Linked DNA regions of Homo sapiens: region 1 is linked to region 2. Evidence: read pairs that join two places in POLR2A ChIA-PET (ENCODE). Cell type or tissue: A673. All regions are shown on one strand. Each heading gives the region's core, and the rest is flanking DNA. Links, peaks and the distances in the headings are about the cores only.

Region 1 (5,373 bases), core at 98-5,097, 520 kb after region 2:
CGACCACAGGACGCTGCCCTGCCCGTGGCCGCCGAGCCCTACCTGTACCGGGAGGCCGTTTATAACTCAGTGGCTGCAAGAAAGGGGTCTACTCCTGACTTCACCTTCTACGACAGCAGACAGGCAGTGATGTCTGGTCGCAGCCCCCTGCTGCCACGGGAGTACTACAGTGATCCGTCTGGAGCTGCTAGGGTACCCAAAGAGCCTCCCCTCTATCGGGACCCAGGAGTCAGCCGGCCGGTCCCCAGCTACGGAGTGCTTGGCAGCAGAACGTCATGGGATCCAATGCAAGGCCGGTCACCTGCCCTGCAGGACGCCGGTCACCTGTACCGGGATCCTGGAGGTAAAATGATCCCTCAGGGGCGGCAGACACAGAGCAGGGCTGCATCTCCCGGGCGGTATGGACGGGAGCAGCCCGACACCAGGTATGGGGCGGAGGTGCCTGCCTACCCCCTCAGCCAGGTCTTCAGCGACATCAGCGAAAGACCCATTGACCCTGCCCCTGCCAGACAGGTGGCCCCGACGTGCCTGGTTGTGGACCCCAGTTCAGCTGCTGCCCCCGAAGGCAGCACAGGGGTGGCCCCAGGGGCCCTGAATCGTGGCTACGGGCCTGCCCGGGAAAGCATCCCATCCAAGATGGCTTACGAGACTTACGAAGCTGACCTGTCCACCTTCCAGGGTCCTGGTGGCAAGAGGACCGTGCTCCCTGAGTTCCTGGCCTTTCTGCGGGCGGAGGGGCTGGCAGAGGCCACGCTGGGAGCCCTACTGCAGCAGGGCTTTGACTCCCCGGCCGTCCTGGCTACCCTGGAGGACGCGGATATCAAGTCTGTCGCACCCAACCTGGGCCAGGCCCGTGTTCTGAGCCGCCTGGCCAATAGCTGCAGGACCGAAATGCAGCTGCGGAGGCAGGACCGGGGGGGCCCGCTGCCCCGGGCGCGGTCCAGCAGCTTCAGCCACCGAAGCGAACTGCTCCATGGTGACTTGGCTTCTCTGGGCGCTGCGGCTCCTCTGCAGACAGCATCCCCCCGAGCTGGAGACCCGGCTCGCCGTCCCTCCAGCGCACCATCTCAGCACCTCCTGGAGACGGCAGCCACCTATTCTGCCCCTGGCGTGGGCACCCATGCCCCACACTTCCCCTCCAACTCCGGGTACAGCTCTCCCACCCCTTGCGCCCTGACAGCGCGTCTGAGCCCCACGTACCCCCTGCAGGCAGGGGTGGCCTTGACTAACCCGGGCCCCTCAAACCCCCTTCACCCAGGCCCCAGAACAGCCTACTCCACGGCATACACGGTGCCCATGGAGCTGCTAAAGAGGGAGCGCAACGTGGCCGCCTCTCCGCTGCCCAGCCCTCACGGCAGCCCCCAGGTCTTGCGGAAGCCAGGTGCACCCCTGGGGCCATCCACCCTGCCGCCGGCCAGCCAGAGCCTCCACACGCCTCACTCACCGTACCAGAAGGTGGCCCGGCGCACAGGGGCACCCATCATCGTGTCCACCATGCTTGCACCAGAACCAAGTAATACATCCTCCCCGCCTGCCCTGCCTGGGGACCTGGGGGGAGCAGGGGGGTGCGGGGTTGTAGAAGTTTGAACATAGGATGGCAAGTCCTCACTCACCAGGCCACACACACACACACCACCAAACAAGAAGGACGCAGCACTGTGGCCAGTTGACACGGCTTCTCTTAAGTTAATCAGATTTGTGTGTCAGGCCAGATCTGCTGGGGCAGCAGTGCCCTCCTGTTCTTTAGTTGAGGTCGGGTTGATGTGTAGATTTCCCATTACGGTGGTAAAACTCAACTGTGTTTCTTGGAGAAAGTCGCAAGTCACTCAGAACAGACTGCAGCCTTGAGCTCACGAGGGGTGGCCCTTTCTGTAGTTCACACTAGGGAACTTTGGAGAAGGCAGGAACGTTTCATCAAATGCTGGCTGTAAAGTGTGCATCCTCCATTTAGAAGGGCGTGATCGTGTGGAAACGTACCTCTCACGGGTCCGCACGCCGTATCAGAGGCAGTGATTACCCACCGTGGAGATGAAAATGTGTGTGTTTGCATACTTGTGGGTTAAACAAAGCAAGATGTTGAAATCCCTCAGAACTCAGTTTCAAAAACAGATTTAGTCTCTCATATCAGAAAATACAGTTGGGAATTCCGCGTGCTTGAAGGGAAGGATATATTTCCAAGTCCAGGAAAGGGAGAGTGATGGTAGGTGGTTTTCTTCACAACATGTGCCAGGTGTGATTTATGGCGTGTGTTTCCTTGGACATTGTGGATGAAGTCCTAGGTGGGCGTCCTCAGAGCACCATTTACAATTTTTATTTTAACTCTAGAGTCTTGACCACAAATTTAAAATGTAAATCAGTTTTCTTCCTTTCAAACATAATTCTTTCCTCCCCGCCAGCCTCCCCTACGTCATTCAGAAAACAGAATCCTTTTCAAATGATTTTTTTTTTTCCTGAATAGCTTGTGAAAATCAGGATGAAACAATAAGATCTACCTTTTTGAAAATAGCCCTGAAGCAGCTGTAGGCGGGGACCGAGGCGCTGGACCTCACAACCCTGCAGAGACCACCTTAAGTTTCTCTGCCATCGCTGTGTGGCCCGTGTGTGCTATTAATATTACCTCCTAGAGATGACCTCCAGGCATTTTGCATTTTGTTTCCAAGTGGAGACTGAGCAACTGGCCTGATTTTCTGCTTTGTCGTATAGATTCTGATTTTGTCTCATGGATTTTTTTGAAGTCTGATCACATCATTATTTGACTTTCTCAAATACATGTGCGGCAGGAGGGACGTCAGATAATTTTTCCGAGGGCCTGTGCCTGCTCTCTCAGTCAAACATTCTTTCTTTGCAACCAACTGATTTGCATGGCGATGACATTTGTTGCTCCAGTAATTTCATCTGATAATGGCCGGGCTTGCAAAGCGGATCTGAAAACATATTCCTTAATTATGTGTTGCTAAGTGACAGGAGGGTTTGGTCATAATCACAGAAAGATTATCTCCTCACCCAAGTCGTGGAAAGGTTTTGCCGAAGGAGGAACCTGTAAGATTGCCTTTTCTTTTCTTTTCTTTTTCCTGTTTATTTTAGACTTGCCTTTTAACAAAAACATTCGCCATTATTTGGGTATGGAGTGAGGGGTATTATATAAGTTGTTTGCAGTGTGATTGCTAACACGATGTTTTACAGACCGGAGGATATTGATTTTTACTTAATTTGCGTGGCAGCGAGCCAGTGCCAGGGAAGTCTGCAGGCAGAAGCCAGCCAGCAAATCAAATGTCTCTGTTAAATGATCCACCCCATAGCTGCAGTTTCCCTCCTCATTCCTTATCGTATGCTGATTGTGGCATTATCCCCCACACCCTGTCGGGAAGGGGGCAGGGGCTGGCGTCCCTGGTAGCGCTTCAGCTGTGTACATGGCTGTACGTTTTGTACAGTAGGTTCCACAGAATCCGCAGTCACATTTGGATCTGTCGGAGCCAGCAGGGAAAGTAGACGGTGTGTGTGTGGAGGATAATGTTGACATTTCAGGAAAGCACAGGCTGGGCAGTCCCGCCGGCCTCTGGTCCAGGACGCGGCCATCTGGAAATCCAGTGTTGCTTGTTTGGGACGCCGCCAGCCTGAACGCATCTTCGTTCTGGTGCCGCCTAACTCAAGTGCTTCCCTCCCATCGGAGGGACAAGGAACGCCCTTCTGGAAGTTGACTCTCTTCTCCCCTTCGGGATGGGCGGTGTTGCACTGCTTATAGTGGGGTGGTTTGGGGTTTGGGGATTGTTTTCAGTATCTATTTTATTTTCGGATGCTTTGGCTATTTTTAATGTATGTTTGCTTTTTCTCAGTCCACGAACTACCTGCCTTATCTTGGTGGGTTTTGTGCATACACACAATAGGCTCCTATTTCTAGTCCAGTTTGCTGGCCAAGCAGTCCAGAGTGACAACGTGAGGAAGGCGTATGCTGCGGGGACCCCAGTGCGGCCCACCAGCCCCGGTGACACAGACAAATGGGGGCTCCAGGCCCGCGTGAGTGGCAGCACCTGGCAGGTGGTGGGGTCGGCTGTCGCTCTCAGGCTGACCTGGCCGGCTATGGCACAAGTCGCGGAGCCCTCCGGCGGTGGCTGCGAGCCAGCAATCTCCCCGTGTCACGTGCTGTCACCCGAGCCCTGCCTGCACCAGATGCAGCAGGGATCATCAGAAACAACGAACGAATGGGGCTGCGGCCATTTTCATATCTTTGTCTTCACAAAATACAGCCAAGCCTGCAGCCTGCACAGGGCTCAGCTCAGGACACACCCTGGGGGCAAAGTTTCAGATGTGAGAAACGCAGTCCCAGCCCAAAGAGCCACAAAAAGATCTTTCTGAGCTTTTTCCATTTTCTTCCAGCCGTTTTTCTTGATGCAACTGGATTAATGGGGGCACATGTGACCCCTGTCTAGTTGCTTAGGGTCACTGCCTGAGGACTCCAGGATGGAGGGAGGAGCGCGTGGTCTGTGTGGAGGGGCTGTTGAGGAGGCTGATGGTTGTGACAGTTACCTGTCACCAGAGCTGGTCACTCTCATGGCTTCTTTTCGTGTGGCCTCGGTTTCCAGCAACTGGAGGTGTGAACGCTGATCTCCTAGGTAGAAAGCACCTCCATCAATAATTTTAGCCCTATCAGAATCTGTATAGAGGGTCGCCGCCATCGGCCCACACCCCTGCTGCTGAGTCCTCAAGCAGCCTTGCCTCTTGTTTGAGACTCCTCTGCACCTTGAGGTCTGTCCTGGGGCAGAGGACGCACTGCTCTTGAGGGTCTTGACCCTTAAACCTTCGGCAGGCTTCCCCCATCTCAGAGCACAAGGACATTTGGGGGTGAGGTCCAGGGGCTGTGACCCCAGGCTGGCCCTGCAGACCAGCAGAGGGATGAGTCCAGCCCTTCCTGTGTGCTGGCCATGCAGTCCAGCCAGAGAGAGTTGTAAGGGAGCAAGGAAACCTCTTCCGGGCTGCCCCCAGGACCCCTGAGTCCTGGACACAGACCACTGCCCTGGGCAGAGCCCAGCGTGAGCTTAGAGGCTTGTTCACTTCTTCCTTCCTTCCTCATTGACCTGTCCCCTGCTGTTCCTTCCTTCCTTCCTCATTGACCTGTACCCCTGCTGTTCTTCCTTCTTTCCATCCTTCCTCATTGACCTGTCCCCTGCTATGTGCCAGGCCTGTGGCCAGATGTTTGGGGCTCCCAGGTGGGCAAGACCCAAGGCTTGTGTTTAGGTGCTCTCTGGTCTGGGGGCCAGGAAAGGCAATTCATAAAAGGACAGTTAACTGTGACTATGTATAGCAGGCACCAAGATGGGGCCTGTGGAGCACCTGGAGCTCCAGGGCTTCTTGGCCACTCCTATGCTTGGAAGAGCG
Region 2 (5,373 bases), core at 91-5,090:
TTTATTTGTTCATTTTTATTTAAATCCTGAGACACGTGCCTCTCAAGATCAGTCGGAGTAGAAAGTTCGGTGAGGACCGGGCAGTTTACATGGCTGTGTGGGAAGTGCTAAGTGTGTCTGGAACACATTAGGGACACATGAGGCTGTGCTCACCACATGCCTGTCAGCTCAGAAGATCAAAGAGGAAGCTCTGCCATGCATTTAGTGTGTTCCTTGAACGGAGTTCTTGTTGCAGATTACAAAAACGGCCATAATTTGTTTAACTTCCTCTATCTGCCCCTTGGATAGTCCCCTCCCACACTGGCTCTGCACTGGCCTTATGTCTTACGTGGCTCCTGGGACATTAGCAAACAAGCCACCAAAGGCTTTAAAAAGTGTTCACACATTGGGGCTGGCTCTCTTGCTGCCCTGGGAAGCTGGGTTCATGAGAGCACATGGCTCAGCCATTCGTGTTGCCCGTAGCCATCAACTACCAGACAGGTGGGTGAGACCAGTCAGCCTCCACTTGATTCCTAGCTGACCATGAGTGGGTAGTGTCTCGCTGAGATCATCAGAAGGGCGTCCATCTGCGTCCAGCCCAAACTGCTTACCTATAGCATTGGAAGTGAAAGAAATGGAGATCTTAGGACACTCTGGGAGTGCTTTGTTATGTGGCAAAAGTGAATCAATTCAATATTCACCCTCAGTCTCTCCACCTATAAGATGGCGGGAAGTTGCCTCCTTCCTAGGTTTCTTGAAGCTTAAATGAGTCCTGGCCCAAAGTAGGTGCTCCAAATTTGTTCCATCCCTTTTCTGCAAAAGATGAGATACAGTGTGCAGTTGGTTGAATTACTGGCCCCAGTTCTTCCCCCCTCTCTACCAGCACATCCTTGCCACGACCCTTTTAAGGGAGTGCTCCTGTCCTTTCACCTTGGACTTGGCTCTTGTTAACGATATCTGGGCAGAAGTGGCAGCGACTGGTTTTGAGCCTACACCTTAGGCGACCTGGAGGGTTTCCATGAGCCCTCGAGTGCTTCCTGCTATTTTCATCAGAAGCACATGCCCTGGAGAGGCCCCTGGCTGCAGAAGCAGGATGAGAGCCATGTACTGGTAGAGCTGCTGCCAAAGTTTCCCCAACCAGAGCAGTTTGGAGTATAGCTCAGCCTAGATCGGTTGATGCCAGCTGCCCCACACATTGCTGAGAATGCTTCATTGTTGTTTTAAGCCACCAAGTTTTGTGGGGGAGTTTGTTACCCGGCATCATTGTGGCAATGGCTAACTGATACAGACAGGGTTTCAACTCACTGCCCACATGTGAAAGTCTTTGGTCTGGACAACTCCTACAAATATTTGGAAACAAGGCCAAAGGAGAGAGGGTATAGCAAGGGTTGGTCCCCTCAAGTTAACCATTGCAGAGTGCTCTGTTGGGAGCAGCACAGTGGAGAATGATAAGCCTTTCTACAACTTAGGGACAATCGGCATGTCTCTGGTGCTGTTAAATACTCTATGCATTAGCCTTTGTAACCCTCAAAGCAGTACCAAGAGGCAGGTACAGGAATCATACCTGCTCCCTGAGTCAGGAAACAAGCTGAGTGAGATTGAGAAACACAGCCCAGGGCTCTGGGAACAGGGCTCTTGAAGTGCAAGATCCAACCCACGGTCAGTGTCTCACACTCAGCCACAATTTAGCAGCCCAGTTCTACTTGGTAACACCAAAATCCCCCGGGTTTTCAGCTATTGCCGGACTGGGGTAGTGCTTTGTGCTTATTGTAAAGGCTCACAACACTGTTGCCTTGAAATATAACATTTCCATTCGTGAATTGAAGAATACCATTATGCAGGAGAACATTTCTTTATGCCCAAATTCTGTATTCATGACGGGTGTTCCACAAATTGTTTCTTTTCATGAGAAACCTCTGTGCAAATGCACGGCAGAGTACCCACTTCTGTGCACACGTTGAATTTTCACAGCCGAGTTGGCTGCACCTTCAAAAAGAGCGAAGTATTGTTAGGCCGCGAGAAACTTCCATGAACAGATAGTAAGGTATGGAAAGTCACTGCAACTGAACGATAAAATTGGAACTCTGGTCCTTGTTGCATGGTTTTCTCCGATACAGATGACTCTATCAGTAGGGGATCATATCAGTTATTTGCCAAACTTGGACTCCTTTAAGAATGAAAAGGGGCTGGGAGAACAGGTGCAACTGAGACTGTTATAGGTAAACCAGGAGTGCGGTCACCCCATCCTGCTAGGAGACTCAAAAAATAACAGCAACTGACCTTTGAAAGGACTTTAGCACTTACAGAGATGCTTCCCATACTCTGTGAAGCAGTATCAGATCATCATTTTACAGATGACAAAACTAAGGCCCAGAAAATGGCATTTAAGTGGCGTGTTAAAAATCACGTGTGCAGCAAAGTGGTGATTCCAATCGAGGTTTTCTAACACCAGATCTTAGATTCTTTCTTCTGCAGGATTTTGTGTCCATCAAATCTCCCATGACTTGCACATGGAGATTACGTGATAAATATTTGTTGGAGGAATAAGTGAATGTAACAGCCAAAGAAGTAACGAGTAACACAACCGTGTTGTATCTTGTGATTTCATATAGGGCTCAGAGGTATTTTGCAATGTAAGAGAAAGGCTCTGTTCTGTTGGAACTTCTCTGAAATTGCCTAATAACTTAATTGGTCTTTAATATGAAGAGGTTCCGCCAATATCCCCTTCTTCTGTTCTTGGGTTGCTAAAAAATGAGTACTTTGTTCTTTCCGGCGTGGGAGGATTTGGTTGATCTCTGTAATCAGCAGTAGTGGGAATAATATCTTTTTATGCATTCTCTGCCTCCCCTCACCCTCTCCAGCCACCCTTTTTTCCTCCTGAGTTTGATGCTCTTCATTGTGGTTCCCCTTCTGCTCTGTGTCAGGGGGCGCTGCTACCTTTTATAAAGACCTTGGGAGGCTCCCTTTTCCCCTCCAAACTTTCCACCAAGGCAGCGTCTGCTGTAAACAATTATAAAATCAGTTAAGTGGTATCGTTCCCCAAGTGCTTCTTTCTAACATTAGTTTTCATTTCTCTGAAAAAAAAAAAATTACGCCTAAGAATTGGAGGCAGTAGGCAGTGAGGTGGTAACAGTATGTCCTACGAAAATATTTTGGCCATGGCATCTATGATAGCTTTTAATGATTGTTTTAAACAATAATCTTTTTCTAGAAATAAACTCATGACAAAGATGGAACACATGTTCTGATCTCTCCGCACTCAGCTCCTGAGGCATCCTTGGCTACCTGCTTTTTTTTTTTTTTTTTAAAAAAACAAGTCTTGTTCTTTTGCCCAGGCTGGAGTGCAATGGCACAGTCTTGGCTTATTGCAACCTCCACCTCCTAGGTTCAAGGGATTCTCCTCCCTCAGCCTCTTGAGTAGCTGGGATTACAGGCACATGCAACCATACCTGGCTAATTTTTTCTATTTTTAGTAGAGATGGGGTTTTGCCATGTTTGCCAGGCTGGTCTCGAACTCCTGACCTTGGGTGATCCAACGGCCTCGGCCTCCCAAAGTGCTAGGATTACAGGCATGAGCCACTGTGCCTGGTCGGCTACCTTCTCATTTATAATCTCCACTCATTTGCCAGACATCTGAGGGACATGCTTTGATCTTGAGAAAGATCTTTCTCTGTCCTTCAAGATGAGGTACAGGGTTACTGTCTGCTCCCACCCAATACAGCATGATAAATAATGTTCACCTCAGCAAAGAACTTGAAGCTGAGAGTCGAGTCTCTCTTAGCACTGGACAAAAGAGCCCCACCTTTGGGTTTTAGGCCATGCCCGGGGCATTATTTTGCATCATCCAAGCAGGAGGACACAGCTGCAGACCAGGCTCCTGCTGAGTGATTGTCAGTTAAACGCAGACCCTGAAGTAAAATAGAAAAAGGGGCTCCCTTACCCCCAGGGCTCTTTGGTCTTGTCCCCACAAGCTGTAGAGGACACTGTTGTACCCCTCTCAGGCCCCCAGCTGTTGTCTCTCCTGCCCACCCCTGTACCTGTGGCCCCTTTGGAGGCCCGTTCAAGGGCTACTAAAATCACTTTGCCCACAGGTCCAGGAGCCCAAAAGGCCTGACAGATTGTGTTTCCCTGGGGCTCAGAGCCAATAACTGGGTGCAGGACAATGATACCCAGTGCTAGCCTCAAGACTGAGGTGTAACTCATGCTTCAGGCTCCCCACAGGAGCAGGCTGAGGCCAAGAGCTTTCCTAAAATTGCACCCTGGTGTGGCTTCTTCCCTTTCCCTGCCCCCACTCCCACCTGTGTCCCAGGAGCATTTCCTTCACAAATCTCTTGCACAGGAATTCTTGTCTTGAAGGAACCTAACCTAAGACTCAAGTTTGCAAGAAAAGTGCTCACTAGCAGAAGGCATGTATTTCAACAGGCATCTATTCAGAAGACAGCCCCCCTTGGTTTCTCCCCAGAGCATTTGCTCAGGGAACTCTAAATAAGGGATTTCTTCTTTCAACACATATGCATGACAGGGACAGCAGCAACCTCTTAAAGAGGACAATGGTGGCACTAACCTGCAGGGAACCCACAGTTAAGCCCATTTGTTGATTCAGCCCTTGTGCGTTCATCGAGGGCATAGGGTAATTTATACTAGAAATGGTGCTCGGTGTAAGGATACAAACAGGGCTAAGACCCTCCCCAGGGTGCCACGAGTGCACAGTGGGAGAGACTAAAAAAACAACACAGAGAGACAGCACAGGCACAGAAAGCTCTGGAAGCAGGACCGTCCTGTTTTCTCCCATATCTGGCTCCTGGGCAGTAGACTGTGTGCTCCCTGCAGGCAGGGGCCATGTCTTGTGTGCCTTTGCATCCCCGGTGCCCAGCACACTGGAGACAGCCAACAGGTGTTGGCACAAAGGAGGGGTTCCCTATGTGGACAACTTGGGGCAGGGATGGGATGAGAGTGGTCAGGTAGGCTTCCTGGAGGAGCTGTTGCCTAAGGTGTGTTGGCTGTGGCTGGGTGAAGAAGAGTGAAGGAACAGTGTCCTAGTCACAGGGAACAGCATGTCACGGCCTGTCCTAGGAAGGCCCAGTCTGGCTTGAGCAATGCAGGTGGCATGGTACTCCTGTATTCGTACTAATAATATCCTACTACTGCCTTTCAGAAGGACACCCTCATACCTGTGAGACGGAGCAGCCGGGTGCAAGGCGGAAGGAGGAGCAAAGACCCCACCGAGTGTGGGGAGCCTTCAGGTTTGCGGCTGATGCTATGGATGGGCCGTTAGCAGGAGAGGAGCATGGCTAGCAAGAGTCCTGTGGCTGCGGACTGGCGTGGGGAGAAGTGGGGACCAGACACCACTCAGCAGGATTCCAGGTTTCCAGGCTGGGGAGCGGGGAACTGGAC

The links. Peaks named below come from ENCODE experiments on the same cell type or tissue, not always from the same donor. Only the 100,000 strongest peaks of a DNase experiment are listed, where the experiment ranks them.
Region 1: POLR2A ChIA-PET joins it to region 2 with 5 read pairs; 1 of 35 experiments calls an interaction of 5 or more read pairs at or near these places.

What each region holds. Positions count from the first base shown.
Region 1 is chr10:125,022,222-125,027,594 of GRCh38, reverse strand. All of the region lies in intron 3 of CTBP2 (C-terminal binding protein 2), which reads left to right. Among named protein-coding and RNA genes, the nearest start is that of MIR4296, 8.0 kb to the left of the region's middle. RefSeq lists an enhancer at 225-767. In A673, for the core only: no CTCF peak of the experiment used is centred there; a DNase peak (open chromatin) is centred at 2,954; H3K4me3 peaks cover 825 bases; H3K27ac peaks cover 2,887 bases.
Region 2 is chr10:125,544,745-125,550,117 of GRCh38, reverse strand. No RefSeq gene overlaps it. Among named protein-coding and RNA genes, the nearest start is that of TEX36-AS1, 27 kb to the left of the region's middle. RefSeq lists an enhancer at 4,416-4,916. In A673, for the core only: a CTCF peak has its summit at 2,888; a DNase peak (open chromatin) is centred at 2,707.